2 separate regions of the Homo sapiens genome follow, and region 2 is linked to region 1. The links are chromatin loops, found by intact Hi-C in ENCODE. Cell type or tissue: Caco-2. All regions are shown on one strand. Each heading gives the region's core, and the rest is flanking DNA. Links, peaks and the distances in the headings are about the cores only.

The links. Hi-C counts contacts between places; a loop is a spot of excess contacts. Peaks named below come from ENCODE experiments on the same cell type or tissue, not always from the same donor. Only the 100,000 strongest peaks of a DNase experiment are listed, where the experiment ranks them.
Region 2: a loop joins it to region 1, with 2.5 times the contacts of the local background. A loop is called at or near these places in 5 of 110 quality-filtered maps.

The regions. Positions count from the first base shown.
Region 1 is chr10:95,474,070-95,490,094 of GRCh38, forward strand. All of the region lies in intron 2 of SORBS1 (sorbin and SH3 domain containing 1), which reads right to left. Among named protein-coding and RNA genes, the nearest start is that of SORBS1, 79 kb to the right of the region's middle. In Caco-2, for the core only: no CTCF peak of the experiment used is centred there; DNase peaks (open chromatin) are centred at 6,080 and 7,092.
Region 2 is chr10:95,531,731-95,547,755 of GRCh38, forward strand. All of the region lies in intron 1 of SORBS1 (sorbin and SH3 domain containing 1), which reads right to left. Among named protein-coding and RNA genes, the nearest start is that of SORBS1, 22 kb to the right of the region's middle. RefSeq lists enhancers at 1-391, 7,998-8,499. In Caco-2, for the core only: no CTCF peak of the experiment used is centred there; a DNase peak (open chromatin) is centred at 8,249.

The DNA of each region.
Region 1 (16,025 bases), core at 5,136-9,135:
AAAACAAAAAGCCATTCACTTTCCTCAGCCCAGACATTTGTTTCTTAAAAATGCAGTGGACAGATAGCAGGAAAGAACTCCCTGTAAAGATTATAGGAAGAGAGAGTTCAATGTTTGTGCATGGGTATATGTGAGAGATCATAAGAAATCCTTAAAAAAAATAAACATGGCAGGTAATGAACCAGCACCACCACTGTGTGGCTGAAATAGAAATGGGTATGTCACCTCCATGCCACCAAAGAAACGGAGTCTCTCGTGTCCTACAAAGCATGCGAGGCATCTTGCCTTGCCAAATTTAAACAGCGATATTATTTTTAAGCTACTATAATTAGTCTCCATTTGTCTGTGAATCAGCCTTTATGAGGCAATAGCATCTAAGCCCCATCAGATGAAACATGAAGCCACATCATGTCTGTTTATTATTTTGAAAAGAGAGGGTGCCAAGTTTCCTGTAACACCCAATTCAAACACTGAAATTTGGAGGACAGAATGTCCTGTTGTCCACGTTTGAAGATAGGAATATATTTTCATCTAATACATCAGAGCCCCAGGTTCAGCTGGCAACAGGAAGGAATTGAATTCCACAGCTCAAAAATAGGACTTAAGTACTAAAGCACCTTTCTTTGCTCATATAGGATAATATTTATGTTTTAACCCCTCATGTGGCAGCATGTTTTAAAGTGCCCATGTTTGTGAACAAACATGAGAACGTTTTAATCTAAAGATAACTGCCTAGGTGACAAGAGATTGGCAAGTGTTTTAAAGCTATGTTTACACTCCCTGATATATGGTTCTCCTAATTAAGTTTCTCAAGAGCAATAAAGAGTTTCTATTGCAAACAGAAAGGTAGGGGGAGGGGAGCATTCCTATTTAAGCCTGAGCTTCCCGCAAATGACATGGCTCCCCTAAGGGGTTCTGAAATCAGGTATTGGAATATAGTAGAATCTTCTGGTCTCCAAAGGAAGTCCAGCCAGAGAGCAGGTAACACTAACTTTAATGCAGTTAGAATCTGTAAGAGGTTTAAACTGGCTGCCTCAGTAAGCCCCAGAGACCCAATGAGAGGGCACAAGCTCAATGCCATCATTCACAAAGAACATCAGTTAGCAGTATGCCAGCAGATCTGGCACATGGTGGTGGGGGTGGTGGTGCAGAAGAGGGAGATACCCTAGTCACTTGTCTTCAGATTTATTACAGTAAAGCCTTAATATCTTCATGCCCTCGATAAATGTGTATAGGCACACCTGTATCTTTTATAGCAAGTACCATGGGTTCTAGTTTCAGTTATAACATTTACTAGCCAGGTTCCCTTCAGCCAACCACTTTAACCTTTCAGAACTCCATTTTTCCCCCTCAAATACGAAACAAGCAATAACAACAAATAGGGAATGAGGCAGTGGGGAGTAATACTTGCCCTGTATCTAACCTCACAGGATTTCTATAAGAACCAAAATGAAATAATTAATAATAGTTTCACAGTCTTTAAGGTTTAGCAAACATGTATATAATGTTTTCTTATGGCTGGGATGAGGTGCTTGACAATTCTCACATCTAACAACCCTCTGTAAAGGTACTATTATTATCCTTGTTTTGTAGATAAGAAAATTAAGGCCCAGAGAGGTTCAATAACTTGCTGGAAGTTATGATACTAGGAAGGGGGATTTGAACTTTAGCAGCCTGACTCGAGTTTGTGGTACTATATACCACAATATGCAGCCTGTCATAATTATCATATGAACATTAATATTATATAATAACTAAATTTATGTTTATCTCAATTTCACAAATGAAGAAAATGAGGCTCAGAGAGGTAAGTCACAAGCCAAGATCATCGAGCAGGCAAATGGCAGAGCCAGGATTTGAAACTTAAGTCTATGTGACTGCAGACCCTGAACTCTCAACCACAAAGTTAATAAACTTCAATCCACAAATATTGACTCTGCATCTACTGCGCTCCAGGCTCCGTGTTCTAAAACACTATTCTTTTTTTAAAAAAAGATAAGGTGGCAGTTATTCGCCCAGGAGCTAAAAGGTTTTCACATCATCTCCAGGCCAGATCAGCCCCACCCCCACTCTCCAGGGCAAAGTCCCAGCCTCAAACAGCAGGTGCCCAGTGATAGCTGATGCCAATAACGACAATGATGACAGAAATATTTTAAATGTTGGGCTCTTGCTTTAAAAGGGAATTAGACTACTCAATTTCCAGGGCAAAAACGTCCTACAGGGCAAAATGCTGTTTCTAAAACAATGTGAACAGGTGTGGCCTATCTCAACAGGTGAAATATTTGAGGAACATTGTTCAGTCCTACCAGCCTTTCAACTCCCGAGGTAGGTTTGGCCCAATTCAACCTGGTTCTTCCCGGGCTTTCCTGATAGTCTTTTATCCCAGGGAAACCCCTCAGTTGGTCACCCTAGAGAGCAAGGACTAGGTTTTATACTCTTGACCAATACAAACACACACAGTGGTTCTAGCACAGTGCCTTGCAAATAAAAGGACCTAATGTCTTAGTGGATTCAATGGATGGAACAATATTTTATTATTTTCAAAGTACACTCATTTCCACTTCATAAGTGTTGCCAAGCAGCAGTCCCTGCACTGCTAAAATGATGATGTGAGAATCATTTTAATTAGCACTTTCATTGTTTGTATGCAAATGCACATTCCTAAAGTGGGTTCTTTAGAAAGCTTTCCTAAATCGACATCCCTCACAGTGATTTTTCTCCTTAAATCTTTTTCCATAGACAGTAAAGAGATAAATTTCAATCCAGCCTGAGTCTTAATGATCCTGAATCTTTAATAATGGAATTAAGGTGCTTTTCTTAAGCACCTTAAGAAAAGCACCTTAAGAAAAGAATGGCAAGTCTAAAATGAGGAAATGTGAGGCACTTCCAGGCACCAAGATAGAGCTACTCCTTTGACTCAGTCATCCCAAAATAGGATGGGTGACTCCAAAAGAGAGCACACTCCCAACACCGAGCTGCAGAAAAGTGAACAGTTTGGCGGCCTGAGTCCCCCCGGGACAAACCTGAGAGTCTTCAGAGTCATCACAAACTTTCCGACCTCCTCCTCTTTTCCCTTCCCCAAATACTCCCAGCTCAGGGAGCCTGAACTCTCTGCCAGCCCACCCCTAGCCTGTTCCTTCCTTTCGTCTCTGACCTAGGGGCTGGGCAGCCTCGGTCTTGTACCTCAGCTCAGGGAGAGGCCCAGATGGTCCTGGAGAACTCAACCCTGGCAGAGGCATTGGTGGACCCACCCAGCCCTGCCCTGGGTGGGAGTCCTGAAGAGCTGGTCTCTTGGGGAGTAGGAGTGGGAATAAGTTCTGGGTGGTCAGCACAGCTGAATCCTGATCTGAGTCACTAACACAGCCCTGTATGGTTATGCCTGGGAGCCCAGAAAGCCAGTCACAGCTTAAAATTAGAGAGAACACCATGGGGAGAAGCAAAGTTTTTGGAAGGGCAAATGAGGAGTCAGAGGTTATCTGAGCTTGGAGAAAAACTCTGTGGTCCAAAGAGGGTGGGGAAATTTGGGAGCCAGGAAAGCACTAGAAAATCTTTTAAGGGGCTGCAAAGCACTCCTAACATTGGAATGCCCTATTTGCATGTCTAGGCCACAGGAAGAAGGAATGGAGTCAAAGCTGAACAAAGGACAGCAGCATTTATGGTCAGAGGAAAGTCCAAAAGGCTAAGGCAGGGGTGTCCAATCTTTTGGCTTCCCTGGGCCATATTGGAAGAAGAAGAATTGTTTTGGGCCACACATAAAATACACTAATGCTAGTGATAGCTGATGAGCTAAAACAAAACAACACACACACACACACACACACACACACACACACATCCCATATTGTTTTAAGAAAGTTTACAGATTTGTGCTGGGCCACATTCAAAGCTGTCCTGGGCCACATACAGCCTGCAGGCCTTGGGTTGGACAAGCTTGTTCTAAGGTCTGGGAAGAGTTAAAACATAAGAAATTGAAATAACCATTAGGTTTTTTGTTTTGGAGGTTCTTTTTTAAAAATCTATGATCAGACCAAGAAGAAAACAAAGCGTATGATAACAGACCTGCTTGAAGAAGCCCTCGTCATATTATAAGAGAAGCCACTCTTCCTCGTGTTGTTTCCACCTCCACCAACTATGAGAATGATCTTACTGGAAAGGGAGACTCTGGTAAGAGGTGACTGAGGCAGAAGACAGGTGTGGAGCTAGGAGAGTCGCAGCCCCTTTAAGTGAGAGCTACTCCTTTTTGGGTTTTCAGGCTCAGGTGAACCACATCCATAGACAGCTAAAAGAATCTGAACTGTCACTGATGAATCACTATCAGTAATCCTTCAGAAACCTCTGAGAAAAGGAAAGGTGATGAAATTGAGGAACTAAATAATTAACACTAAGAAGGGTCTAGAAGTATACACTAAGAAGCTTGGGATCAACATCCTGAAGAATTCTAGCCTGGAATATTAAATAGATGAATACCTATGAAAAGAAAGTGATGACTCTATTTTGGTGTCACTCCAAAAACTGACACAGGCTCACTGTCAAAAGGTATCAATTAATTTCCCTTTTTAAAAATAGAATTAGACCAGTAGCTCAGATGAGCGTAACTTCACAGACAGGATCCCAACACAGTTCTGGGACCCCCACAGAGCCCCTTCTCTCTCATTTATAACCACAGTTCCCTGGCACCACACAGGAAAATTATGCACATCTGGAGGAGAGGAGAGCTTGAGGTTAGGGTGCAAGGAAGGCTGCCACTTAGGATATCCCCTAAAGGTCACAGCCAAGCAGTGTGATGGCTGACACCTTAGAAATACATGCTTGTTAAGGCCTGCTAGTCCAAGCTGGATCAGTCTCCAGACTGTCATTCTCAAAACTAGCCAGCATAAAGACCACTGCTGGCAGGAGGGGAAGGGGGATGTTAAGAATATTTTAAGTGTGGTGACACCCTTCTCACTCAGTGACCTGTGACTGCCAAGCCAAGATCCCTGAATGGAAACGCCTGGTTGGAACTCCTTCTTAGCTCATCAGTGAGACAAGCATCTTTGGAGCTATTTTTTCCAAGGAAGGGGACGTCCCTGAAGGAAATGAGTAGATGCCAAGCAGAGAATATAGCAAATCAAAATACTTCCTGACACAGCCAAATCCTTGGCTGATGTACTTCCAGCTCAATGCCTGGAACTCAAGACCAGCCCAGGGAGGATCAGACACAGGCTCCCATGTGGCTAGAAGCGAAGAAGGTCCAAAGTGGCTTCAGAAATCTCTAAGACTGAAGACACCGGGCTTGTTCCAAGCCATAGGATTTCCAAGCTAAAGGGAAGATCGTACATCATCTTCTTACTTTAAAAAAAAAAAAAAAAAAAAAGGTGAGGGGAATATACAAGCGCTAAGGGAAACAATATTGCAGAGCTCCTTAAAGTGGTGAAGGATTTAAAGACTGTTCTTCAGAGCCCTTTTCCCCAAAGCGACATTTTTAGCCATGCACTGTTTAGTTAATTAACAGAGGAGACCAAAGGTTCAAACCAATCAGCCCCACTCCCAGCATTCAGTCCTGGAACTGACCCTGAGGTACTTCAGACCAGGGTGATGGGGAGAGAGGTCAGATGATCCGTGGCGATCTGGAACCAACCTCACAAAACTGCGTCATCCATGGACAGGCTGTAAGGGAACTAGCCACACCCCAGCCTCAGTCACGCTGCAAATTTAACCCTAAACAGAACATACTAAACATCAGTGTTGCTCAAAAGCTCGGAGACGCACTTTGGAGAAGGGAGGTGTACAAACAAGCATTTCTAGATGGCCGTCTTGTATGCCATCTTCCAGGGATGGGTCCAGAAACCAGCAGATATACTTTGGTTTGTTTTTTTTAACTGACACAAAATGGTTCGGAGACATGCCCACTCTCTCTCTCTCTCTCTCTCTCTCTCTCTCTCTCTCTCTCAAAGATTCCCTTTTCAATGCTCTGTTGGTTCTTCTGCTTGCCCCAAGAAAGAAACCTCCATCGTGCACTACCAGTCTTCAACACATGCTAAATCGGGGCAATGTGGAGACAGGGGAGGCAGTGATGGCAGCCAGGAGGGGACGGGCTGAAGCAAAAGACACTGAATACTTGAAACCACAAATCCTGAATCTGCAATTCCTCTATTTACTTAGAAACAGTTGCTGATGCTTACCCTGCCCAAAGATAAACTAGGACAAACCGGAAAGGGAAGGGGAAGCAGTGAGGTAAGGCCTGTTGTAAACCTGGCTCCATGCACGCAGAGGAAAAGCTCCCCGCGTGGTCAGAACATAGTTTTCCTCCCGATGAGAAAAGTTAGATAACAGTACGAATAGTGATATTAGGCTGTATCCAGGCACTAAGCAGACGCAGAGGGCTGCTGTCTTCACACACATAAAAGACATTTGGAGAACACTGTGGTGTGGTGGAAAGAGCATGGCATTTGGAGTCAGAGGAGGTGAACTTGAGTCCTGGCTCAGCCTAGGACAAGCTGTGTGACTTCAGGCCAGGCATTCAACCCCTCTGAGTTTCAATTCTCTGTGAACTATGAAACAAATGACTTAGACTAGCTGATCTTGTAGGTGTCTTTCAGCTCTATCATTCTGTTATGCTACTAATGATGCAACAAAAGAGTTATGCATCCACTCAGCAAGCATTTCATGAACACATTCTGCATGCCAGGTCCTCCGCTGGGTACGAGGCACAATCTTGCACCCAAGGAACCTTCCAATCCACATATGCGAGAGACTTACAAATGAGTCTGTACAGTACAAAGGGAGAGATGCATGCACAGGGTGAAGGGTTCCAGCAGAGGAGAGGGCAGACAGCAATCAGAAACAGTTGCCCGGGAGTGATTCCTGGGCTAACACTTGAGGTAGGAGGTAATTAGGCCAAAGGAAAGAAAAAAAGGAATAGTATGTACACATGATAGTATGCACTCAGGAATGGCCCAGTAGGGCATGTGGGGTGGGAGGAGTGCTAAGAGATCAAAGGCCTTATAAGCCAAACTAAGAAAAGCTACTGCCAAGCACCCCCGGGGCCCCTGTACCTCCCCTGCTGTTCACCTCAACAACTCCCTATATGGCCACATCAGGGTCAGAAACAGCTCCTCCAAGTCCCCTTATGTCAACAGCCAAGCAACCATCCCACCCCTGCCCCCAGCCCTCTCCTTTTGTCCCTGAGTCTCATCTAGCTCCACCTGCCGCCCTACACATCCAGGCCACACCTGCTGACACAGAAGCTTCCACTCAGTCACCCAGCAGGCCTTGCTTTCAGCTCTTGCTCAGCCCCCAATGCCCAACCCATGTCAGCTGTTCCAAATAGTTTCCATCTTCCTCAAAGCCACAATCACATCCCTCCCACCCACCCCAATCTCATGCTTAGTCGATGATTCCTACCTCCTCTGTTCCTGGGAATGACTGTCCAGCACAACTCCCATAGCAACCCTCCTGCCCACCTGTCCTAAGTTCCTTTCTACATGGTGCAGACAAAACCACGTATATCTCTGCTTACAAGCACAACAGAAAGCAAAGAGAAACACTCTATGAAGAAATAGAGATTGCATTCATCAATCAATGCATCAATGCAGGCTGTTGCCCATGCATGTGACTGGGCTCTGAAACAAGCACACTTAGGTGGGATAAGGTATATGAATGTACTCCGCATGCCAAAAGGCCCTGTGTAAATATTAGAGCTACTCCATATGTGTTGGTTGAATAAATGAATAAACAAATCAATGAATTTGAGGCAATCTAAAGAGCTGCAAAATACACAGTATTATCAGGCTTAGGAACCAGGAACACAGTCTAGAATTCAGCCAAGAAGATCCTTTCTAAAACCAGAGTTTTCAAAACTCTGGTCCCTCCTTTGCTCCTACACACACAGCCCACTTAATGCCAACCTGAGCAGTGCTGAATCATTCTAATGATGTATTTTGGCTATTTTGGAAATAACTTCCTAAAACAATATATTTAGTATAAAATACAAGCACAACAGGTTTAGTATATTGCACATATAGTACACTATACTTTGTGGGTGTGTATATACATTTGTACCATGCTCTAAGTGCCATTATAAGCTCTTAGCCAATGACTGCTAACACAGGCCCACAGCAAAACACCCCCTGCAGCCTCCATTACACCATCCTGTGCTGAGCATGTTCTACAAAATGTTTTGTTTTCTCTGCTAAAGCCTCTGTGCCATTTAATTTTTGTCCTGGTCACAATTTTGACTCATCAGAGCCAAGAGATGGTGTTCAACTGGCTTTGGACCCACCACAAAAAAAAATTAAGAAACAATATAACCCAGGATTGTAAAATCCAAGTATTAGGGTAGTCCAAGTCTCATGAGCACCGGTGAAGACGGGTAGGCTTACAGACCTGAGAGCTCTAGTCATCAGAAATATTCTGCGGGATGACAAGAAGATGAAAACTCTCTGCCTGGGGTTTACTCTGTACCATCTACTAAACAGAGCTACAGAATTTCCTCTCAGTGCGGCAAGTTCAGGATAATACCATGAGCTGGTGAGTACATAACTCACTATATTTAGTTCTTCTTTCGTGTTTATTACTGGCAGCCATGAGAAATAAACGATGACATTAGGAACCCATCTCTACTGAGACTCTGCCCTTTGAACCCCACAGAAGTTGTTACATGGCCAGTACTCCAGGTTTACCCAGCACTGAGTATGTGCAGTATGTGACAGAATAGTGGAATTCTAGAATGTCAGAGCTTGAGGAAGGCCCAGACATGATCTCATTTATCTCAGAAACAACTAAAGCTCAGAGACAGCAGGTTGCTGTAGAGTTGGTGGCAAGTCACGTATACCAACAGTCTGATGAACTCTCACCCCAAAACCAAGAAGCCAAAAATGAAAAAGGTTGAAATTCAGTCTCCATCTGGGCTAGCATTTAGTCTTCAGCAGTCTACAAGAATGATTTCAGAAAGGAAACGACGACATGAGAAGAAACAGAAACTGTGGATCATGATGGCTCATAAAATAGGAATGACTCGGATTAAGTTCAGTTATTCAAGTTTTAGGTTGGTTGGGCTTTCTTGGTGGTGGTGGTGGTGTGAAATTCCTTTTCTAAAATCTACAGATGCTTTAGAAGGTACCAGACCCAAAAACTAATTCTTTGTTTCATTAAAACACTGGTGACTTCTGTTGTCCAGTTTTATATTTTTGTCTATTAAAAGGAAAAAAACCTAAGAAACATTCAACTCCTTTGAGTTCAGTAGTTCACTTCTATTTGAAAAATAAAATGAAAATATTTAAGAGCAAATGTAATTAGTAAATTTGTATAAATGTTCCCAACATGGTATTTTTGTGAGTAAATCACATTATACAAAGGACATTATATGTTTCAAAACTAATATAATGACTTGATATTTGTAAAGAATACTTTTTAAAAATTACATTGTTGCTTTCTTTCCTTCCTCTTAGTTAAAAACACACAAATTCCATTCTTTCTTTTTTTTTTTTAGATGTAGTTTTGCTCTTGCTGCCCAGGCTGGAGTGCAATGCAATGGCGCCATCTCGGCTCACTGCAAACTTTGCCTCCCAGGTTCAAGCAATTCTCCTGCCTCAGCCTCCTGAATAGCTGGGATTATGGGTGCCCGCCACCATGCCTGGCTAATTTTTTTGTATTTTTAGTAGAGACGGGATTTCACTATGTTGGCCAGGCTGGTCTTGAACTCCTCATCTCAGGTGATCCGCCCACCTCGGCCTCCCAAAGTGCTGGGATTACAGGCATCAGCCACCAGGCCCAGCCATAAAACACACAAATTTATTTAAAGAAAAAAATATTTGTTTCACCCTACTGTCCCAACATTTTTTTCCCTATCATTTAAATTTTAGTTTCCTTATTTAAAAAGAGAGGTATCAGGCTGGGCGTGGTGGCTCACACCTGTAATCCCAGCACCTTGGGAAGCTGAGGTGGGCGGATAGCTTGAGGTTGAGACCAGTTCGAGACCAGCCTGGCCAACATGACGAAACCCCATCTCTACTAAAAATACAAAAATTAGCTGGGCATGGTGGTGCAACCTGTGGTCCCAGCTACTGGGGAGGCTGAAGCATAAGAATCGCTTGAACCTGGGAGGCGGAGGTTGCAGTGAGCCGAGATCACACCACTGCACTCCAGCCTGGGCAACAGAGTGAGACTCCATTTCAACAAAAAAAAAGGTTGTTTTGTTGAACCTAAAGATCTCTTGATTTTTTAGGATAAGATTTTAAACGAACAGTAAGTCAGGGGTGACAAAACCAAAAGCCTGAGAGGATCAAACAGGTAGCAAACAGGTGATGTGGGGACCACAGCAAATTGGACTCCCTCCTGAGGGGGCAACCTCTGTTCCATTCCAGCCCACTGTCCCATGCAAGAATAGAGCCCAGTACTGCTAGATATTCTAGTTTTTCATGAGTAGTTAGAAATCAAATTATGTAAGATTTTCTGATTTTTAAAACTCTGGCCACTACTTTAAAAACTTTTAAAACACTGGTGTTTTGTGGCCAGCTAGCTTGCAATCTGGCCACAGAAGACAAAATGCTATAAATATGATAAATTCAGGGAACAAATAAATACAATGTCCAGAAACATGAAATCTGCTGGAAAATGAAATTAGCTGTTAGAAAACAAAAAGGGGCTGGGCGTGGTGGCTCACACCTGTAATCCCAGCACTTTGGGAGGCAGAGGTGGGTGCACAGCTTGAGCCTAGGAGTTCAAGACCAGCCTAGCCAACATGGTGAAATCCTGTCTGTACAAAAAAATACAAAAATTAGCTGGGCATGGTGGCGCACACCTGCAGTCCCAGTTACTAACGGGGCTGATTGGGAAGACTGTTTGAGCCTGGGAGGTCGAGGCTGCAATGAGCCATAATCGCACCACTGCACTCCAGCCGGGACAACAGTGCGAGACCCTGTCTCAAATAGAAAGGAAACAAAAAGTGTAAAGGTGCTTCTGCTTCCTTTTTAAATTAAAAGGATTAGCAACTCATATAAGAGACTATTTCCAACTTTTGAGTCCATGTTGGGACAATTCTGGAAGTTGTAAATTTTATTGAAGTTAGGCTGCCTTGAACATAGCTATCTTCCCCAGTCTTTCACCTAGATCTAATCAGAAAAGCCATCTTTTACAGCAGGCACCTACCTGCCACACAGAGCTATCCAGAAGCACATTTAGCATGGGATGTGTGACTAAGCATGGTAACTGGGCAGGGGAATGTCATCTCCTAAAAATGTAGAAGTGTTATACATGGAAATTGTGTACGTGCATATGTACCTTAAAGGGGTTCCTGACCCTTTACCCAAAAAGCCTAAAAACCAATATCTTACTGATTATAATAGTGAATGCTGAATTATCCAAAGTTCAACAAGCACAAATAATACAATCATTTTTTTCAAGCACACCTCTGCAGGAATCATTTTTTATTTAATCACTGCCATAATCAGTAGACTAGAGAAATTCTCTCTGAGTGAGAAAAACATGGAGTGAGTCATCTCTATGTTGATAAGGAGACAGCAGGATGAGGGCACTGCTGTGAAGTAGGCATCAAATGGTGCCTTGTCTAAATTAGTCAGTGGAACAATCAGAATGATTTCTTCCCATGACGAGCAGTAATCACCGGAGATGATGCTGATCTCCTTGTTTTAGTGACGACCCCAACACAATTTAATGTTTACTTCTCCAAACCAGGGCAAAAAAAAAGAAAAAAAAAGGAAAGACAAAAAATGTATTCCACTCTCTATTTGTAGTCACTAGATGGAAAAAGAGAAAGTATCTTGTTTTTACATGTGGCTGGCAAATGTGCTACAACTTCCTGTTTGTTTAAAAAGTACAAATGCAAATGTGTAAATCTCTTGGAGAAACACCAACACCTAAGAGATGTCGCTGTTGTGTGAAATGGATATCATGTCATTGTAGGTCACAATAACTTTGGCCAGAAAGTGGCCTTATGAACCTCTGGTGATATAAAGCAATATGGCAGCCCAGGGAGATACTTCTAGACAATGACCCCTGAGAAGCTGCCCCCAATAGCACACACTCCAAACAGCAGTGTGGTGACTGGCATCATTGGTTCTGGACACCGAATTAGAATTCAGTTGCCACCCTACTCTTTCAGAGAGGTGGCAACTTATACAAATTCTATTTTGAGCATTTTCCTAGGGTAGCTGGAATTCTTAAGATAAAGAAAATGGGTTTGGATTGCTTTTTAATTTGTCTGAACTCCGCGGTTAGAAACTATCAATCACAAAGGATTCCAAATCCTGTTCTGTTCCACAATGCAAGAAGACCTTGTTCTAAAGGGCAGCAGTGAGATGTTCAGTTGAAATGGCCATAATCTGTGGCTCAACTCATGGCGACCACCTCATTTCAAATCCATATTTGTCTAAAGCTGCTGAAAAAAGAAAATATTGAGCACAAACAGCTTTAAATCCTTTTTAGAAATAAGGGAAAGGATGGAAGAAAGAAATTGGCCTGACATATCCCCATACATGCAAAATTTGAAACTCAAGTCAAAGTACTCTAGTCCCAAGCCGTTAATGAATGTGAAGCCTCAGACCAATTAAAGGCACTGTGAACAGGCAATGCCCTCAATCAAAAGACATATTGAGCAAGAGGAGTTATAAACCAACTGGTGAGGAAACTTTCAATGTTTCTAGATCATTTATAAAGAATAAAAGGGATACTATTATTATCCTTTTTAAATATAATATATAAACATAACACACAAAAAAATTTTAAGTAGCTACCCATCTCAGGCCTCTCCTCCTGAGATGGTCTACAAATATACAAGCACTGAAGACTATTCTACAGCCTCAGCGGTTTTTTTGTTTGTGTGTGTGTCTGTGTGTGTGTTTAACTTACGAAGGATACCACCAGTTTTTTAATGTCCCACCACTCTAAGTCTCCAGGGGCATAGGAAGATCCCATACCTTTTTTATTCCTGAAATCACTTACTGAAGGAGGAATCAGAAGGAAAAATCCTCCCCCTATGATTGCCAGTAAGTTTCATTCTTTTTAATTTTATTTAAGTTCCACTCTGTGAGAAAAGACAACAAATGAAAACCAGGGTTGATGCCATTCATTATAAATACCATTCCACTGAAACCCTCATTTGCCATAAACCGTTGGTCATAGACAGAACACTACACAATTAATGTTCATTTTCTAGAGATTACATGTTCCAGAAGTACCACTCAGAGTGTTTTCACTCAAGCTGGGGAGTCTTGAAATACATGTAGAAGCAAGTCAGCACTGCCCATGCCCACGGGAGGGCCAGACCCCATTCTAGAATGCTGCTGATCACCCTGCCCTCTCTCATCATCATTTCCACAAAAGGCCTGAGAAGACCACATGGGGTTGGGGTTGAGGGAAGGAGTGAAAATGTTTTCAAAGAAGGAAATTGTGAGGATATTCAAAAGCTTTGAGGGCAGGGGGATTGGGGGGTTCCTAAACTGAAAGGCTCACAAAGGCAGTCAGACGGAGGAAGGCTCACATAGGCAGTCGGAGGAGGAGGCAAATAGGCTTTGGAGCCAGTGATGGTGGGAAGAGGCAAAAATGTCTATGGCAGCTGGAGACTGCAAGACTAAAGGAACTCACTAGGAGCCTCAAAATGGGAAAACTAAGGCGCCCAACGAGGAGATGGAAGAAGCTCAATGAGACGATTTGTCTGGGAAACAGACAAAGCAAATATGGGACAGCTGCATTTTATGCCAGAAGCCCACAAATAGATGAAGATGTGCATGAGTCAGAACTGATTTTCTCGTATCAGTCAATGGCAGTTGAGGGGTACAGGTGGAATGCAACTATCTACCACAACCATCACAGTATATTTGTTATCTTGTAGCATTTATCCTTGATATTTTGAAGATAATCATAAATATCTTCTAACTTCTAGCCCTGTAAATCATGGTGCCTGTTTGGCCTTCTTCAGAAAATTTTATGATGTCTAACTTTTCATTGCAAAATTACTGATTTTCAGGTATGTTTTCACTTAGTGAACCCTCAATGAACTTTTGGATGATATAACTATTGAATGAGAAAAATACCTGAAATGTAATAACAGTAAATTAAATTTAGTCATTGAAATGGCTTGTAGAAGTTCCAGTGCCTAAGAGCAATGTAGCTTACAGGCTATTGGCAAAGGCTGCTGGATGTTCCTGCTTGCTAATAATTCACTCAGCTGACCAGATTTATAATTATGCAATCTTGAAACTAATTTTCTTGATTTGGGGAAGTCACAGCACTTCAAACTTTTTACATAAGGTGAGACTTTATGACTACTTTTATATCATATTATCTCATTTGTATAATTCATATTTGCATAAAATGGAAACCATATTCATTAGCATGTCTTTATTTACTTCTTAGTGGGGACTTTATATGGAAAATATACCCTTTGCCTTCGTCTTCCCTCTTTCCTCTGTCAAAAATCCTACGCATCTCTTCCTTTCTCTCCCTAGATGATCTCATTCAGTCTCATGGCTTTAAATATCATCTACATGCCAATGACTATGAGAGATACCATTTCCAGCCCCAGCCAACTCTACATCTTTATGAGAATATTGAATGAGCATCTCAAACCTAAGACGGCCCAACAGAACCCTTAGGGTCCCTCTTTGCTCCTTATCTCAGTGAACGGCAACGTCATTCACCTAGCCAAAAACATTGGACTAATCCTGACTCTTGTTTTTACTCACATGCCACATGCAACCTAGAAGGCTCTACCTTCAAAATGTATCCTGAGCCTGACCGCTTCTTCGTATCATTCAATCATCACTACTCTAATCCAAGCCACACCCTAATCTCCTGCCTGGACCACTGGAAGGACCTCCGATAGGTTATACAGATTCTACTCTTGCCCCTAGCATCTATTCTGCACTCAGGATCCAGAGGAAAAATGTTAAAGCACAAAGAAGATCACATGGACTATGGAATCCAATCACTCTCAGAGTAAAAATCAAACTCCTTACCATGGCCTACAGGGTCTGGCTCTCACCTACTGCTCTTATTTCACATCACTCTCCCTCCCTATGAACACCCCCCAGCCCAAGTCCAGCCAAACTGCTCCTCTACTAAGCCAAGCTTATCCTACGTCAAAGGCCTTTCTTTTCACTTGCTATTCCCTCTGCCTGAACACTTCTCCTCCCCTGGTTCCTTTACTCCACTCAGGTCTCTGCACAAAACCAATCTCCTTCTTTTTCTCTCTCACATACATAGAAGCCTTTTTAGACCATTCTTTCAAAAAGAGCCCCGCCAGCCCTTCACCTTGTTTTACTGTTTTCATACCACTCATTACCACCTGAAATTATATTGTCTATTTAGTTATTTGTTTGCTTCCTTCATAAGTATTGCTCACAATACTTAGTGAACACCCATCAGGTGTGAGGTGCTCTTCTAAGAGCTGAGGATACAACAGTGAACAAGACAAGACAAGCAAAGACCCCTGTCCTCATGGAGCTCACATTCTTATGTATCATTCCCACTCAAATCTAAGATCCAGGGAGGCATAGGCACAGTCTATCTTACGACCACTGAATCCCCAGAACAGTGCCTTGGCACAGAGCAGGCATTAATACATATTTGTTGAATACATAAGTGTCCTGCTACCTGATGCCATCTGCTTCCCTGAGGACTTCCACTACAGAGCCCTTCCTGCCTACCAGATGGGATTCAGGTTCTGGGACTCAGAATGTCACTGTGTCCCCTTGGACAGGGGAGTCTAGACAGCCAGCCTCCTGTGGCTGATCTGGTTCCCTAATCCTGGGCCTGCTTACCTAACTGACTGCCCTTCCTTCCTATTCCAACCCCCAGCATCCTGCAAACTCACCAGTGGCCATCCCACTGGGATCTGTCTCAGTAGGTCACAGGAGCACCTGATCCACATCATAGGAGCTGACCAGGTAGTGTTAAACAGGCCAGCTTTTCTCTACAAAGAGTAGCTCAAATAAAGATGCATGGGTTGTTCAGCGTCCCTGGCCCATGGTGGTCCTTTCCCTCAATATCTCACCTAAGACCTCCAACATCCACTAGCTGTCATACCT
Region 2 (16,025 bases), core at 6,228-10,227, 59 kb after region 1:
TTTCCCCACCACACAATATAAATAATAAAACCTAACTTAAGGGATTGTTGTTAGGATTTAAGATAACATGCACAGGGGCCAACATGTGCATTGTGTGACCTTAAATCCTAACAACGACCTCTTAAGTTACGTTTTATTATTTTAACTCTCTCCCCGAATAGGAACTGATATTATTTCAATTACTTTCAGGCAAAGTCAACTTGGAGGGGAAAACACAGTATATGTATTTTTCTCATGCCCTGAGATTTCGTCCCATAAGAAATACTCAGGAAAGCCTCCTGCCACAAATAAATGCAGTCATGGAGGAGAAATCAGAAATGAAGGGGGCAGCTTGGACACCTTAGGAAGGCAAAAGGGGATGGTTACTCTCTTGGGGCTAAAAAGGCCTCTCAAATGCCCCAGGTTCCCTCAGTCCCAACCCCCACAACCTACAAGGCCTGTTATCTAAGACAAGCCACTAACCCTCACTGAGCCTCACTTCCTCATCTGCACGACACAGATAACCTCACCAACAACCCCCAGCTGTCCAGGATGGTGGAAGGAAGGGTTTCTCCAAGGGTGGCCTGCACACCCCCTGCACCTCAGGCCCTGCTGGGAACCTTCCCGGCCTCTGGTTCCTGCTCCTTCCTTCCTGACAGAGCCTCCACTCTGTTCAGGTACCCACCCCACCTCCAGATGGCTCAGGAAATGGGATCCCCTTTCAGTCAACAGTGATTGACTCAGGGAAGACATGTAACCCAACTCCAGCCAAGAGGGCATGATGAGAAGAGAGCTGGTGGTGCCTCCAAAAGCTTCCTGACTCCTGAGAAGAAGCACCAGAATCCATTTATACCCTTCTTTCCAAGAATGTTGTGTCTGAGATGCTTGGAAATGCTGTGGCTGTCTCATTCCCAGCTTGCAAATGAAGATAATGCCAAGGATGACAGAGATGAGAAGAAGCTGGGGTCTTGTTGACATCACCAAGCCACTGAAACAATCAATCCCAAACCCGCCCAGTGTCTGGATTAAGAATGGCCCCATTGCACAACTCCAGGGGGCATGATTCACATTGCAGTCCACATGAAACCACTCCTGTTTGAAAGACAATGAATTTCCCTATTGTCATCCTGTGCAGGCTAGACAACTCCATCTTGAATGTTAATCCATCACATTGACTTCTGATTAACCACTGTTCATGGAAGGCCTCTAAGATTTCCAGTGTATCGGTTCTTCTTTGTCTAAGAGACTGTACATAAATCCTGCCCTTAGGTGAAAACAACCTTGATATTATCATGCTTCAAATGTCCTACACATCCCTTCGTAAGTCACTCCCTCCCTATGGTACCGTATATAAACCCTGGGTCTTGGGGGTAATAGCGCAGGGATCCACCATCTTGTCTCACCACCATCCGAGACACAGACATGGTTTCTGTTCATAAGTCCCTATTGAATGTTTCTTTCTGAGAAACTAGATAAATCAGCCTCTTTCTTCAGCCTGTCAGCATCCTTGAACTTTGGGGGTAGGTTCGCATAGGCCTGCCCACTGCAAAACATAGCCAATCTGACTTAGGGTTTCTGACTTGCAGCTGAAAAAATCTGGGTATGACCTGCATAACCTAGGGAATATATTAAAAATCACGAGTTTTGGGTCCACCAGAGAGTAATATGCATTTTTAACAAGCACCCCAGGGGATTCTTACGCTCCCCAAGTTTAAGAACCAGTGATTTAATGGAATGTAGAGATGTCCAGTGCAATGCCAGGCACACAGACAACACTATGCCACAGTCCAAAATGGACTTACCAGAGAAACACCATCCCACTTTTTCACTTGTGAAAAACTGCAGAAAGAACAGATGAGGACAACCAAAAGGGGAGTGATGAGCTGTCAAACAAATAGCACCTCTTCCCCTAAAAGGCTGCTTCTGCGTGGTTTTAGGAAACCGTCTGCTAACATTCAGCCAAAATTCTCTCCCAGGACAACCCACTGCTGCTGGTTGCCTCCACAGCTGCACAGCTGGAGTCTACCTGGACCTCTGTTCTTGTGGACCTCAGCACACAGCACAGCAAACAGGCTCACGGCCACATGACTGGCCGTCCCGCTCTCCCGGTGGCCATTTTAACTTTATTAAAAGGTCATTTTCCTGGCCTGGCTATCTCTTATCCTGGACAGATCACCCCCTGTGGCACCAGGAAATGGCAAAGGAAGCTGGATTTATTAGAAGAAGATAAAAGAAGGAGCTGGCTGAGCCACCAGGCTGTCTAGAAATCATTGTTTTTGAAATGTCAAATATCCAGAAATCCTAAGGGGTCACAGCTATGCCCCTAATTCCAAGAGTAAACCAAGACCAGAGAGGGGGTGGGACTTGGGGCCCCCAATCATGCAGCTTTTTCCTTTTTTTTTTTTTTTTTTTGACATGGAGTCTAGCTCTGTCACCCAGGCTGGAGTGCAGTGGCGTGATCTCGGCTCACCGCAACCTCCACCTCCCGGGTTCAATCGACTCTCCTGCCTCAGCCTCCCGAGTCGCTGGGATTACCGGTGCCTGCCACCATGCCCAGCTAATTTTTGTGTTTTTAGCAGAGACAGGGTTTCACTGTGCTGGCCAAGCCGGTCTCAAATGCCTGACCTCATGATCCGCCCTCCTCGGCCTCCCAAAGTCCTGGGATTACAAGCACGAGCCACCGCGCCCGGCCCATGCAGCTCCTTCAACACTAGTCAGAGTCATAGGGGTTTCCTACCATGGCAATGCTAAGGGATGATCAGGGGGCAGAGACTGTGTGGTGTGGATAAAAGGAGACTGGAAGGAGGCATCAGCACCAATTTAGAGAAGCCCTTTCAGGACATGAGTTGTGTGAATAAACCGTGAAGGCCAAGGGCAGCAAAGAACATCTCACCTGCTCTTTTTGATGTTAAGATCCTTCGGGTAGGCCTATTTAATTCATTTTGGCTTTTTTTCCCCATTCAATAAGTATTTGAGTGACTATTAAATGAAGAAGGCTACACTAGGGGTTGCAGTGACAAGGGAGGGGGCCAGAGCTGAAGAAAGCACGAAGCATCTCAGTCTAACAGTGAGGATAAGGCAAACACAGAGGAGAAAGTGAAAAGCAAGTACCATTAGGGGAAGTGTCCTCTTCAGAAGACCTCCCTACACTCCCAAGTTCAGTGATCAGGCACCCTCCACTCTGTGCTTCCCCAACACCCTCGGCATATAACTATCATTGCAGCTACCACACTGCACCATATCTGTCTGTCTCCCGTAGCAAGAGACTCAACATCTCGTTCATCCTCACATATCTAGCACAAGTCCTGGTACAAGGAGGGACTCAATAAGCACTAGTTGATGAAATGGATAAATGAATGGATGGATGATGGGTGGAGAGATGGATGGATGAGTAGATGGATACAGATGCCCAGGAATTCTGGCCAGCAAATCAGGGAAAGCTTCATGAGGGCTAAGGCATCTGAGCTAGAACTTGAAGGATGTGAACAAGTGGAGATGAAGAAGAGACCACTTCATCCAAAGTGCCTAGTACCATGTTAGGGAGGCATAAAGTTGGTGCTTCACAAATGCATCCTGGATGGGTTTACTACTGAACTGGGTTTTCCTAAGTGAAGGAATCTGCCTTCACTTCCTATAGCCTACCATCTCTCTCTAGATAAAGAGAAGCAGGCCCTAAACAGCAATTAAACTGATAAACCAAGGGAAAGGCAACTAACTATCAGTCTCTACAAACATTACTCTCCAAAGACAGTTTAGCAGAATGAAGACACTCCATTTGTACTGATAAGAGTTTTCTAGGATCCATTGTTAAGAGGCAAAAGCAATATATATATATTATACACATTCCCCATGTATGTATCTGCATATAGAAATCTTGGAAGGATACGCAAGAAACTGATAAAAGTAACTACCTATCTGTTGGATAATATATAATTCATCACCTAAACTGGGACACTTTTGAAAATGAAAGAGGGTGTGATTGATCATTCACTGGAACAAAGAAGGTAAACCGGAACTGCTCTGGACAAACTAGTTCATTCCAGCTAATGGAGGTGGGGTGAGGGAGGGAGTATAGGGGACCCAGCAGGGGTAAGAATGAAATTTTTCAATGTATACATTTTTATAGTGCCTTAATTTCCAAACCATGTGTATGTATCAAACTATTTTTACATTTAATAATCTTTTAATGGAAAGGAAAAGGCAAAAGAATTTAGCCTTCCAACTTGCTTAGACAAGGAAGCTCATTTGCGGGCACCACTGAATAGCCACCCTGAAGAGAACCCCTAGATATGAAATAAAATCACTGCTCGTCGCACAGCCCTTTGGCAGCACACAAGAAAACAGCCTCAAGAAGAGAGAGCCGTGCATGGCCTAAAAAGGCTGGGACTCTGCACGGCCGGCTGAGACGGGGAACATCAGGGGAATATAAACATTGTAAGACAGACGTAAAGCAGTTCAGGTTTTACACAATCATGGCAACAAAGTGAGATTGATTCAGGGCTGAATTAAGCTCTTTATATTGTTTCTACTTAAAAAGGAAATGTATTGACTACAGTCCTCCTCACAGATTTATCTTTCCTGACATCAAGCACATTCATAACCTATTTTGAATTCCAAGGAACAATGCCGGGGTTTAGGAAAGTGAATACCAGTGAGTTCCACCAGGCCATTTTAGAGGCTGGGCAGAAGCTTCTCTTAACTTCTAATTGCTCAGGAAGTAGGCACAATGTTTTTTTTGGTTTTTTGGGGGTTTTTTTTAATCAGTCATAACCTCAAGTTAGAAAAATGCCTGTCCGGGATCCCTGAACTTTAGAATGGGTCTATGCTGGAAGAGCCACTTTGGAGCCTTTTTAGAGACCATGTGTGGGTGTCACTTGGATTTTTAATCTCTTTTGTAACCATCTCCTCCTTTCAGAAGTCACTACAGCTCCTCCAGCTAAGGCCTGAAGTGCCTAGACCAGGAGACATCTCATCTCCTGCCCCTAGACTCCAGCAGGCACTGTGGACACTGACCTTCCTAAGACCAGCTTGACCATGGCCCACTGTGAAACCTTCAGGGGTGCCATATGGCCTTGAGGATTGCAAGACCATGTAATTTATCATCCAAGCAGGGACACTTAAGAGGAAAAGGGGGCACTAGTAATAGTCACATTGGGACGAAGCACCCTGGGAAACTGGACCACAAGGTCATCCTACTATATAGAATAAATCCAATCCCTCTAACGGCTTGAATTCAAGATTCTCCACCATCTGGGTCCGACTTACTTCACAGTCTTTTTGCGTTCTGACTGTGCCACATGGTCTAATCACAGTGGGCCTGCAGGTGCCCAGCATGCCTTGGGCTTCACTGTCTCTGTCCATTTGCTCACGGCAGTCCCTCCTCCTGCCTCCACCCATCCCCATCCCCACCAGTCTGTAACGCCCCCTTATCCATCTAGGTAGGTCTAAATCTCACCCTGCATTCAAAACAGAATTTAACTAGTATCATTCATTACTGCATTCATCCAACAAATATGTACTGCCTGCTTGTTATGGCACATGGTGAAAAAGACTGAAAAAATTCCATCTCCCTGAAACTTTAATTCAAGTGTTGGGGGAGGTGCATGCACACTCACATAACCGTGATAATTGGTCCTAAGGAAGACACACAGTGACATGCTGGAGAAGCCACCCTGTTATGGTTTTGAACAGACACAACCACCACCCCACAAGGCTGTAGTAAGCTCCTTGAGGGCTAGGCCAAAGAGGTCCATTTCCCACCCCTGCTAAACCTATCACACGCCCCTGGGTAGAGCGGGTACTCAACAAACATTTGCTAGGTGAAGAATTAATATTAAAGAAGCTTACTTACTTAATCTGAAGAGAGTTTGCTAACAACTAGTTCTCAATTCTCCATTAATCTGTATGAGATCAAAGGAGAACCTGAATTTCCACTGACCTGAGAGGAACAACACCCCAGGTCCCACAACTATGACTCTCATTCCACCCTGATGCTGGAAGGGAAGTGATTCAGTGCTGTGCTGCTTCACCTGCGGTCACACAGCTAGTGAGTGGCTGGGCCACTGGAGAGGTCAGAAGGTGATCCAGGAAAGACTCAGAATTTAATGACTGGATAAAAAGCCAAAAGAGGCCGGTGTGGTGGCTCACACCTGTAATCCCAGCATTCTGCAAGGCCAAGGTGGACGGATCACTTGAACTCAGGAGTTCGAGACCAGCCTTGGCAACATGGCGAAACCCCATCTCTCCAAAAAAAATTAGCCAAGCATGGTGGCTCACACCTGCAGTCCAGTGACTTGGGAGGCTGAAGTAGGAGGATCACTTGAGCCCAGGAGGTTGAGGCTGCAGTGAGCCATGATCGCACCACTACACTGTAGCCTGGGGGACAGAGTGAGACTTTGTCTCCAAAAAAAAAAAAAGGTGCTTGTGAAGGGACACTGTTAGTTGGAGGGATCAGAGAGCTTCATGAAAGAGGCCTTGGGGTGAGTCCCAGGTGATAGAAAGGAAGTGGCCGGCAAGGTGAAGGCAGGGCCATAATTATGTGTCTGTGGCCACAGCAGATGCTTGACAAGGCAGTGCTAGCACTCAATCAGTGTTACAGAGGGAGCGGCTGCGCTGGGGCAGAAATTAGGCCTGGGGAGGTCACCATCTGAGATATGTCCACAGAGCCACCTTTCCATGTCTGACCTGGAAGAGGGAGCGGAAAGCAACAGCAGTCAGGGTAACGCAGTGGCCCCTTTCCTCAGCACTGCCCTCAGGAGACGGGCTGCTCTGACTGACCAGTTCAGCATGGGAGGCTCCAGTAAAAGCCAAGGGTCCTGGGGCTCCCCACATTTGTGCGCTATTCTCCAAGTGGATAGGGGCTGACTCGAGTTAGATTAAACAGTAACTGGTAACAGAGGAATTTGGCAAGCAGCATACTTGTATCTGAGTGTATCTGCAACATGTAACCCTTCCTCGGAGGTTTCTGATGCTGAGTAGTCAGAGCAATAACTTAATTTTTTTAAAAAATAGCACAATTACAGCATTTTGGGAAGCCAAGCCAGGAGGATCACTTGAGCCCAGGAGGTTGAGGCTGCAATGAGCTGTGATTGTGCCACTGAACTCCAGCCTGGGTGACAAAGCAAGACCCTGTCTCACAAAAAAATAAAAATAAATTTTACAAAAGCACAATTAGCTGCATCTGAATTCTTATTTCAGTTACATATGAAGTGAGCAAATCAATTCTCAGCAGCCTGGAGTGGACCCCAACCACCTCTCACCTGCTGCAACTAAGATGCAGCCCTAGGCCACCATGGCTGGTCACACCTTGCTAGAATTTTTCTTTCCAGCCTCTACCCACCACTAGCCCCACCTTGGCCCATCAAGTCTCAGTCAGTGACAAACCCAAACTATAAATATTCAGTAAGGTACAATTTAAGTCTCTAGAGCTAAAGCAACAACTCAAGTTCCTCAGATGGGACCTTCCACTAGCACTGTGCTCTGAGTGGTAACGATACAACCAGGATCCCAAAGGCCAGAGTTTCTCAACCTCAGCACTGCTGACATTCTGCATGGGGTAACTCTGTTACGAGGAGCTATCTTGTCCACTCTAAGATGTTCGGAAGCATGCTTGGCCTCTACCTATTATATGCCAGTAAGATTTGTGACAACCAAAAATGACTCTAGACACTGCCAAATGTCTCCTAGGGGTAAAATCCACATCCCCATGAGAACCATTGCCAAAGGATGACCTCCCTAAGTTTGCTATTTCATATATCCTCATATGCTCAGGCACCTGGGAGCACCTAGTCCAATAAAATGCCTTGGGAGTTAAAGGGAGAGTTTAGGATCTGGTGAGTTGGAGTCCTGGCTCTACATTGTACTAATTCCATGACTTTAAATAGGTCACTTAGACTCTTGGAGCCTCAGTTCCTTCATCTGCAAAATGGGAACAATTAAACAGCACCTACCTCATGGGGAAGCGATGGCAGTTACATAAAATGACATGTAAAGACTGCCTGGCACAGTGGGTGTTCAATAAACGTTAGTGATTATTTACAGGCTTGGAAAATTCCTTTTATCCAAGCCTGGAGTTTAGTCTTCTATTTCTGTGGCTTCTGATCTTCCCCCTCCTTCCTATGCTCTTTCCACCTGTTAAATGCCTTTAGTCTTAACCTTTGGTCTGAAAGAATCCTTCCTGCTAGTTCAAAGGTATCTGAGGTTAAAGCAAAGGAAAGAAACACACATACACACAGACCCTTTCATATTCAACCCTGGTCAGACCAACCCTCCAGACAAAGGTTCCCATTGTTGTCTAAAAACATACTTTTACACAGGGAGCCTAGGGGGCCTTTAAACAGCCACAAGCGCCAAAGTCTCCAGACTCCTCTAGTTCTCATTCCCATTCTGCCCCTAACCTTGGCACATTCTCTTCTCCTTTGTGGGCCTCAGTTTCCTCATCTATAAATGAGGGTTTCAGACTCAGAGGAGCTCTAACGGCCTCCCATCACTGGCCTCTAAGGTCTTGCACAGTACTGCAAAGCTGCAGCAGGGGTGGCAGCCGCAGCCGCGTTTTAGGTAAGTGTTTAACTTGGGAATAAAGTCATGTAGACAAATCATTATCTGTTGTTCCTATATTCCCAGAGAGCCAGCAGAATATAGTGGCATGGCTATTTGTTGCCATTGGAGTCAGAAATCTGAATAAAATGAAATCCCACCCTACCACTGAGACCTTGGGCAAAGTGGTTCACCCCTCTAATCCTACTGCCTTATCTGTAACATGGGCTAATAAGAGAGGCAGAAATGGTGTAAAGATAACAAGACAAAGATCATGAAAGCACCTGACAAACAGAGCTGGTAGGCATACTAGGTATTCAAAAACATATGCCTTCCTTTCTGGAATCTCTTCTGTGAATTTTGTACTATAACTCCATGTCATTCTGGAAAGTTCTTTCTTCTCTCCTTTCTCACATACTATTCATCCTTCATGGCTCTGTCCAAGTCCTCCTCTGCCAGGAAGCCCTCCCTGTAGACTCTGTCTCTAAAGACCGAAGGCCTTAAGTTTCCCAAAGACTAGCTTTGTGGAGGTTAGGTAGGAGGTCACTAGCCATCAGTTCCCTACCTTGAGAATTTCCTTTCTGCAAATTCAGGAAGATTAACCCCTTCCCTGCTGTGCCCCAGAATAGTGCACATACCTCAACATCTGCATAAACTTAGAATTCATACACCCCTTCGTCAAAGAGTCTCAAAACCACCCTGAGATGGGCTGGTTGAGTCAGGACAGCCCCTTCTTCCCCACAACTCCTCATCCAAGCTGGTCAGCCAGAGGCCCTCCCCCAGGCTCCTGCTCACTCCAGGAGAACAAGGAACAGGACAATGTGTTTCTCCTCTCACCTCTAAGGGATGGCCTCACAAATCCTCAGCCTAGACCCTTCCCCTTGCCTGAGCCCAGGGCTGCAATGACTGCACTGAGATGAGATGGAACCGTAAAGGCAGTGACTCCTGCTGACAATGAAATGGAGCTCAGGAGATGAAGGGACTGGCCTGAGGTCTCTCCACTAGATCACAACTGGGGGTTAGAAGAGGGATCTTGGGGCCCTCAACATACCAAGTCCCCACTCACGCCCTCTTTCCCCAACAGCGGGTACCCCTCCTGTCTCAAGTATCTCCATTCTCCCAGGCTGGGACCTTGCAAATACCTCCAGCTCCTCCCTTGCCTTATTTCTCTCATCCAAGACCAGAACCCTTCCGTGATAAGAAACTGCAGAGGGCCCCAACCTCCCAAGCCTACTGCCTGGTCCCTACCACCTCATGCCCAGGAGCTGAGGCTGAGCTCCCCAGAGCCCATCCCACCCACCAGGGCCAGATTCCTCTGGCCCTAACATGCCTTTTTCATGCCACTCACCTGTCCAACAATCTGCCATGGCTCCTCTATCCCACTGGATCAATCCTGTCCTGCCCAACATGCCCAACCCCCAGAAACCAGTCTTACCCACCCCTGCCAAGCTGGTTTCACCCTGCTCCCCTATGTACCCCTCCCCTCTTGCGGGGATTATCTCCTCTCTAATCCCTCTCTAGGTACCCATGTCATTCCCTTCCTTTGGAGGGTCCTTCCTTCTCCCCTTTCCTCCCTCCTATTGGTCCTTCAAGGCTCTGTCCAAGTTTCCCTCCACAAGGAGGCCTCCCATGACCCCCGCAGTGCTCTCTGACTCCTCTGCACACAATCCTCACTACACACTCAGGGCCTAAGCCTGTTGGCCTCCTGGCTGTGAGTTGTCACTACACTGTCTGAGCTGTACAAGCTTGACCTCATCACCAAACTGCAAAATGACCATCCACCAATATGGCCATGTTCCTTCTGCCTCCAACCTCAGCCTGGCATTCATCCCACAAATATTATCTGAGTGTCTCCAATAGACCCAGAAAGTTCTTGTCCATGTTCTTGAAACCCTCCTTACATTTCAAAGCACAAGTTAAATGCTACCTGTTCTGTGAATCCTTCCCCACACCGCCCCCCACCCTGTCCCCAGGAGCCATCTCTCCACTTTACTCTCAGGCCCTATTTCCCCATGTCCTCCCTGAGATCTAGGACTTCTGTTCCTTACTCATAGCTGGGCCTCCCACAATACCCTATACCAAGAGGATGCTCAATGAGTGGCTTTCACAGTGAACTGAAACAGAATCTGTCCAATTCTGAGGCCAGTCTGGGCTCCTGGGTGGCCTCAAGCTGCCTACATCCAAATGACCTCTCACTGTTCTTCCAAGATTGGATTTGGGCCCAGACTGAGTCAAATGACCTCTTATCATTCTTCCAAAATTAGGCTTTCCTCTTTAATTACACCTTATCTCGCCATACTCTTTGTGGATTCTAATTACGTAATTACTTCAAGCCCTGGGACTTGAAAACAAACAAAGAAAAGAAGGGAGTGTGCGTGATTACACAGGTAAGTAAACACACCAAATATGCTTATTTACATATACCATACGCCATTTTCTTGTTCCTATACAATGTTGTAACCTGCAGAATAAAACCTGAGGAGGGGTCTAAATCACATTAGGATAAAAATCCCACTGGGTAGCAGGAGACCAAGGAGAATGTCATTCTCCTGAGATGGGCTTTAAAGAGCCTTGAAGTCAACCTCCAGCACCCTCCTCTTCCCCTTCTACAATGAAGAGAGGGGCCTCTGTGATCTTGAGCATGTTCCATTTTTAAAGCATGACCAGGCCCGATCCCTGCTAAGCAAAATATATACCCTCTTCTGAATGCCAAGTATTCCTCATGCTGTGTCTCTCCTAAGGCACATTTGCACCACTGCTAGACTATGCCCATGCTGCAGGCAGGGGCCCAGTCTCATCTCTCTTAGTAATCCTAACTCTTAACCCCTCCCAATCCCAGTAGCAAGCCCTCCTCCTGCCTTACTAAAGTATGTGCCCTTCTCCCAATCCACTAAGCCTGCCCTTGCATGTGCCGGTCCCTCTGTCCTCTGGTTGGATTCCAGCTCACCCCCCAACCCACATGCCCTCATGGCACCCTGTACTTGCCCTAACATATTGTTCATCACACTTTGGCATAAAAACCCTTTCGACTATAATCCTAGCTACTCAGGAGGCTGAGCCAGGAGAATCACTTGAACCTGGGAGGCGAAGGTTGCAGTGAGCTAAGATCGCACCATTGTACTCCAGCCTGGGCAACAAGAGAGAAACTCTGTCTCAAAAAACAAAACAAAACAAAACAAAAAACAAACAAACAAAAAAACCCTTTCATTTTCCTACCTCTCCCTTCAGACCAGTAGTCTCCAAACTTTTTGATCACACCTTCCTATTTGTGAAATAGTTTTGAGGATACTTACAAAGTAATTATAAATCTGTACTCCTATAAATAGGAAAGCTAAGTCTTTCCTTTAGTTAAAGCATAAACAGAACTCCAACTGATAAAGCTTTCTTCCTGCCCTCAATGGCTATCTTGAGCACTGCTTATCTACTGCTCTAGTTTAGGAGCTCGGTGAGGACAGCAGGGGTGTTTCATTCTCGTTGTATTCCCAGGATCTCTACCGAACCCAAAACATAATAAATGAAAAAATGAATTAATTTACTTAACAGATAGTGGGGCCCCTCTGTAGGCCAGGCCCGTGCTAGGTACTGGGGACATACTGGTGACAAGAAAGAGCCCTGGCCACTGTTGTCATAACCCTACAGGCTGGTAGGGTGGGCAAACAATGATTTTCCAAAAAAGTGTAACAAAGACCACCGAACCATAAGAGCCCTCAAACAGGAGAGTGTCACCTAGGAAGCAGGGCCAGAGATAATTTCCCCAGAACATGACGCTCCAGGTGAGATCTGAGGGGTAAGAGGCACGAACCAGGTCAGGAAGGAAGGCTCCCTTTACATTCCAGGCTAAGGAAACCACATGCGCAAAAGTCCTGAGGCTGGACGGAGAACGGTAGGCACCAGGGACTAACAGAGGCCAGTAAAACAAAACAAATGCATAAACTCAGCAAGCCCAAGAAGGATGGCGAGCTCTCCTTCTCCCCTTCACTCCTCTCCACTTGTCAAAACAGACCACCCCCGACTACCACCCTCTGAGGCAGTGGCTCAGCCCTGCTACTGCCCAGCCTCTAAGCCAAGCAGAACAGGTGGGCTCTTGGCCTCCCAGCCAGCCCTCCCAAGACTGGACCCTCACATCACCCCTAACCCATGGACCCCCATATCACCCCTTCTGAGGAGCCCAGGGACTCCGAGAAGACACTCCTGAAAACCATGCATGTTGCCATAGGCACCAGCAATCAAAGGTTCCTGGACAGTTAATTTTTTAAAGAGAGTGTTAAATATTTTACATCTTCTAACAGCACTGTTTCTTCCTTGCCTATGATAAAAGGGAACACCCTATACTCCTCAAATTAAGGACTCACTCAAAATAAATGCCAATCTGCAAGACAGCCCAGGGAGGTCTGCACCCTACTGTCAAGGGCATCTTACAACGTCCTCATGACATCCTTGCATTCCTTGAGGGAAGCACCTGGAGAACCCAGAACCATAGGCCACCAAACCCCTTCCCTGCTGGAGCTCCTTTGACCCCAGGAAGGGAAAATTACTCACAATGATGCTTCAGGTGAGTATTTAAATAGCCCGTGCCTTTAATAATTAAAGACAAAACCAAGAACATAAACTGTAATGCAGGCTGGCGGCTGCAGACCCTCCTCCCGGAGCAGCTGTCTTGATGAGAAGCCGTATCTTCTAACAGTGCTCAGGCATGACTAATATTTCCCAGTTCCTAGGGGGCCTCGCCCCCTCACACCTGCCATTGCTGGCTCACTAATGTACCACGTCCAACATAGAGGCCCTGCAAAGCAAACACAAAATAGTCCTAAAAGGCCTAACATTGCCTTGGCCTCGGTTCATGGGCCTGGCAACTTGATTTTCAGCAACCACCAAACCCTGCTTAGGCCCTCAGCTCTCCCAAGCTCCAGCTTTCTCCAGCTACTCTCATTTCTGTCCCTGTTGGGATTTTGCTTTCCTTCTCCAGAGCCTCTATTCACTTTGTCCTGCTTAAAAGCAGTTCCCACTCCTGCCTCACCTCTCCACCCAGATTCCCCACTGGCAAGGCCACTGGGGCAGCAACTCAGATCTCCCAGCTCCAGTTCCAGCCTTTCTTACCTCATCCCTGGCTTCTAGACTCTGCCCAGTCTCCTATCGCCAGCCTCCTGTGTGCACTGTCTACAAAGAAAGGCCCTGTGGTCGCTCACACCTATAATCCCAGCACTTCGGAAGGCCGAGGTGGGCAGATCAGGAGTTCGAGACCAGCCTGGTCAACATGGTGAAACCCTGCCTCTATTAAAAACAAAAAAAGTAGCCGGGAGTGTTGGCAGGCGCCTGTAGTCCCAGCTACTCAGGAGGCTGAGGCAGGAGAATCGCTTGAACCCAGGAGGCGGAGGCTACAGTGAGCCAAGATCATGCCACTGTACTCCAGCCTGGGTGGCAGAGTGAAACTCCATCTTGAAAAAAAAAAAAAAGGGAGAGAAACAAAGGCCCAAGCCCAGAAGACTCAGCACTGTATATCTTACAGCAGCACTGGAAAGACTCCCTTACATCAACGTACCAGGCAAACAGTCCCATTTTCCTCCCTGTCAATTTGTTATAAGCAATTACAACCCCTGGCCATAATTCCATGCTCACAGGAAACAGTCACCCAACACTGGATCTGCCCCAACTGAAGATAAATTCTAAGTGGAGAAAAGCAATATGCAAATGAATTATCTTTTTACACATCAGACATACTGCTCATATGCTCAGCCACCAGGTTCCACACAGACTCCAGGCAATAAGAGAAACTGAATTTCACAAGGTATGTCCTAGTGGCCTTTCATACTAGGAAACCGAGGTCAGCCCACAGGTTGATGTTAATGATCAATGCATAAGCTATTATATAAATGTGTAATGAGCTTTCACACTGACATGCAAACAGAAGAACAATTCCGGGATCTACTAAGCACCCATTCCTATCATAACTGTTATAAGCTAGACCACCACCCAAGATGATGGAACATCAAGGCCCAAACAAGAATGGATTGGCAAAGCCAGTTACAGGCTGTATCAGTCCTTTCTTGCATTGCTATAAAGAAATACCTGAGACTAGGTAATTTATAAACAAGAGAGGTTTAATTGGTTCATGGTTCTGCAGGCTGTACAGGAAGCATGATGCTGGCATCTGCTCGGCTTCTAGGGAGGCCTCAGGAAACTGACAATCAAGGCAGAAGGTGAAGGAGGAGCAGGCATGGAGCAGGCATGTCACATGGCCAGGGCAGGAGCAAAAGAGCAAAGAGGGAGGGGCTGCACACTGTTAAATGACCAGGTCTCACAAGAACTCACTCACTATCATGAGGACAGTACCAACAGGATGATACTAAACCACTCATGAGAAACTGCCCCTACAATCCAATCCCCTCCCACCAGGCCCCCCTCCAACATTAGGAATTATGTTTCAATATGAGATTTGAGTGGGGACACACATCCAAACTGTACCATAGGTGAAGCCTCAAGCACTCAATACTTCTTTTTTTGTTTGTTTTTGAGACAGAGTCTTGCTCTGTCGCCCAGGCTAGAGTGCAGTGGCATGATCTCTGCTCACTGCAACATCTGCCTCCTGGGTTCAAGCGATTCTCATCCCTCAGCCTCCCGAACAGCTGGGACTACAGGCGCGTGCCACCACACCTGCAAATTTTTTAAATTTTATTAGAGAAAGGGTTTCACCATATTGCCCAGGCTGGTCTCAAACTCCTGAGTTCAGGTGATCCATTCACCTCAGCCTCCCAAAGTGCCAGGATTATAGGCGTAAGCCACCGCACCCGGCCAAGCACTCAATACTCCTGATCACTGGTACTCAGGGAGAACCTGTATTTCTATGCCATGCTGAGAATCAGGCTTGCTAGGAACAGTCTCCTCACAGGTCAGCTCAGGGTCTGCCACTACTAGACACCTGACCTCAGATACATCACTGGCCTATTATAGTACTTTCCCTGTGTGCCTCCCCTGGCTGAGGCAAGGTGCCACATCCATTATGTACCTCTAGAGCACCCTCACTACCTGCACCTCCACACGCACTGTATCATACTAGAACCTTCCTATTTCATAGCCTGAAATGCACTGTTGATGTCTGTTGTGGAAGACAAGAGCCCTGCCCTCTGGGTGTTCATGAAGAAATAAACACCTGCAGGGTGGGGCCCATGTCTACAGTGTTGATGAGACTGCTCTGTTAAACTACTTCTTGGCTGAGCACAGTGGCTCATACCTATAATCCCAGCACTTTGGGAGGCCGAGGGGGTGTATCACCTGAGGTCAGGAGACCAAGACCAGCATGGCCAACATGGTGAAACCCCATCTCTACTAAAAATACAAAAAATTAGCCGGGTGTGGTGGCGGGCACCTATAAGCCCAACTACTCAAAAGGCTGAGGTTGAACCCGGGAAGCAGAGGTTGCAGTGAGCCGAGATCGCGCCATTGCATGCCAGCATAGGTGACAAGAGCAAAATGCCATCTCAAAAAATAAATAAATAAAGTATTTCTTAAGCCAA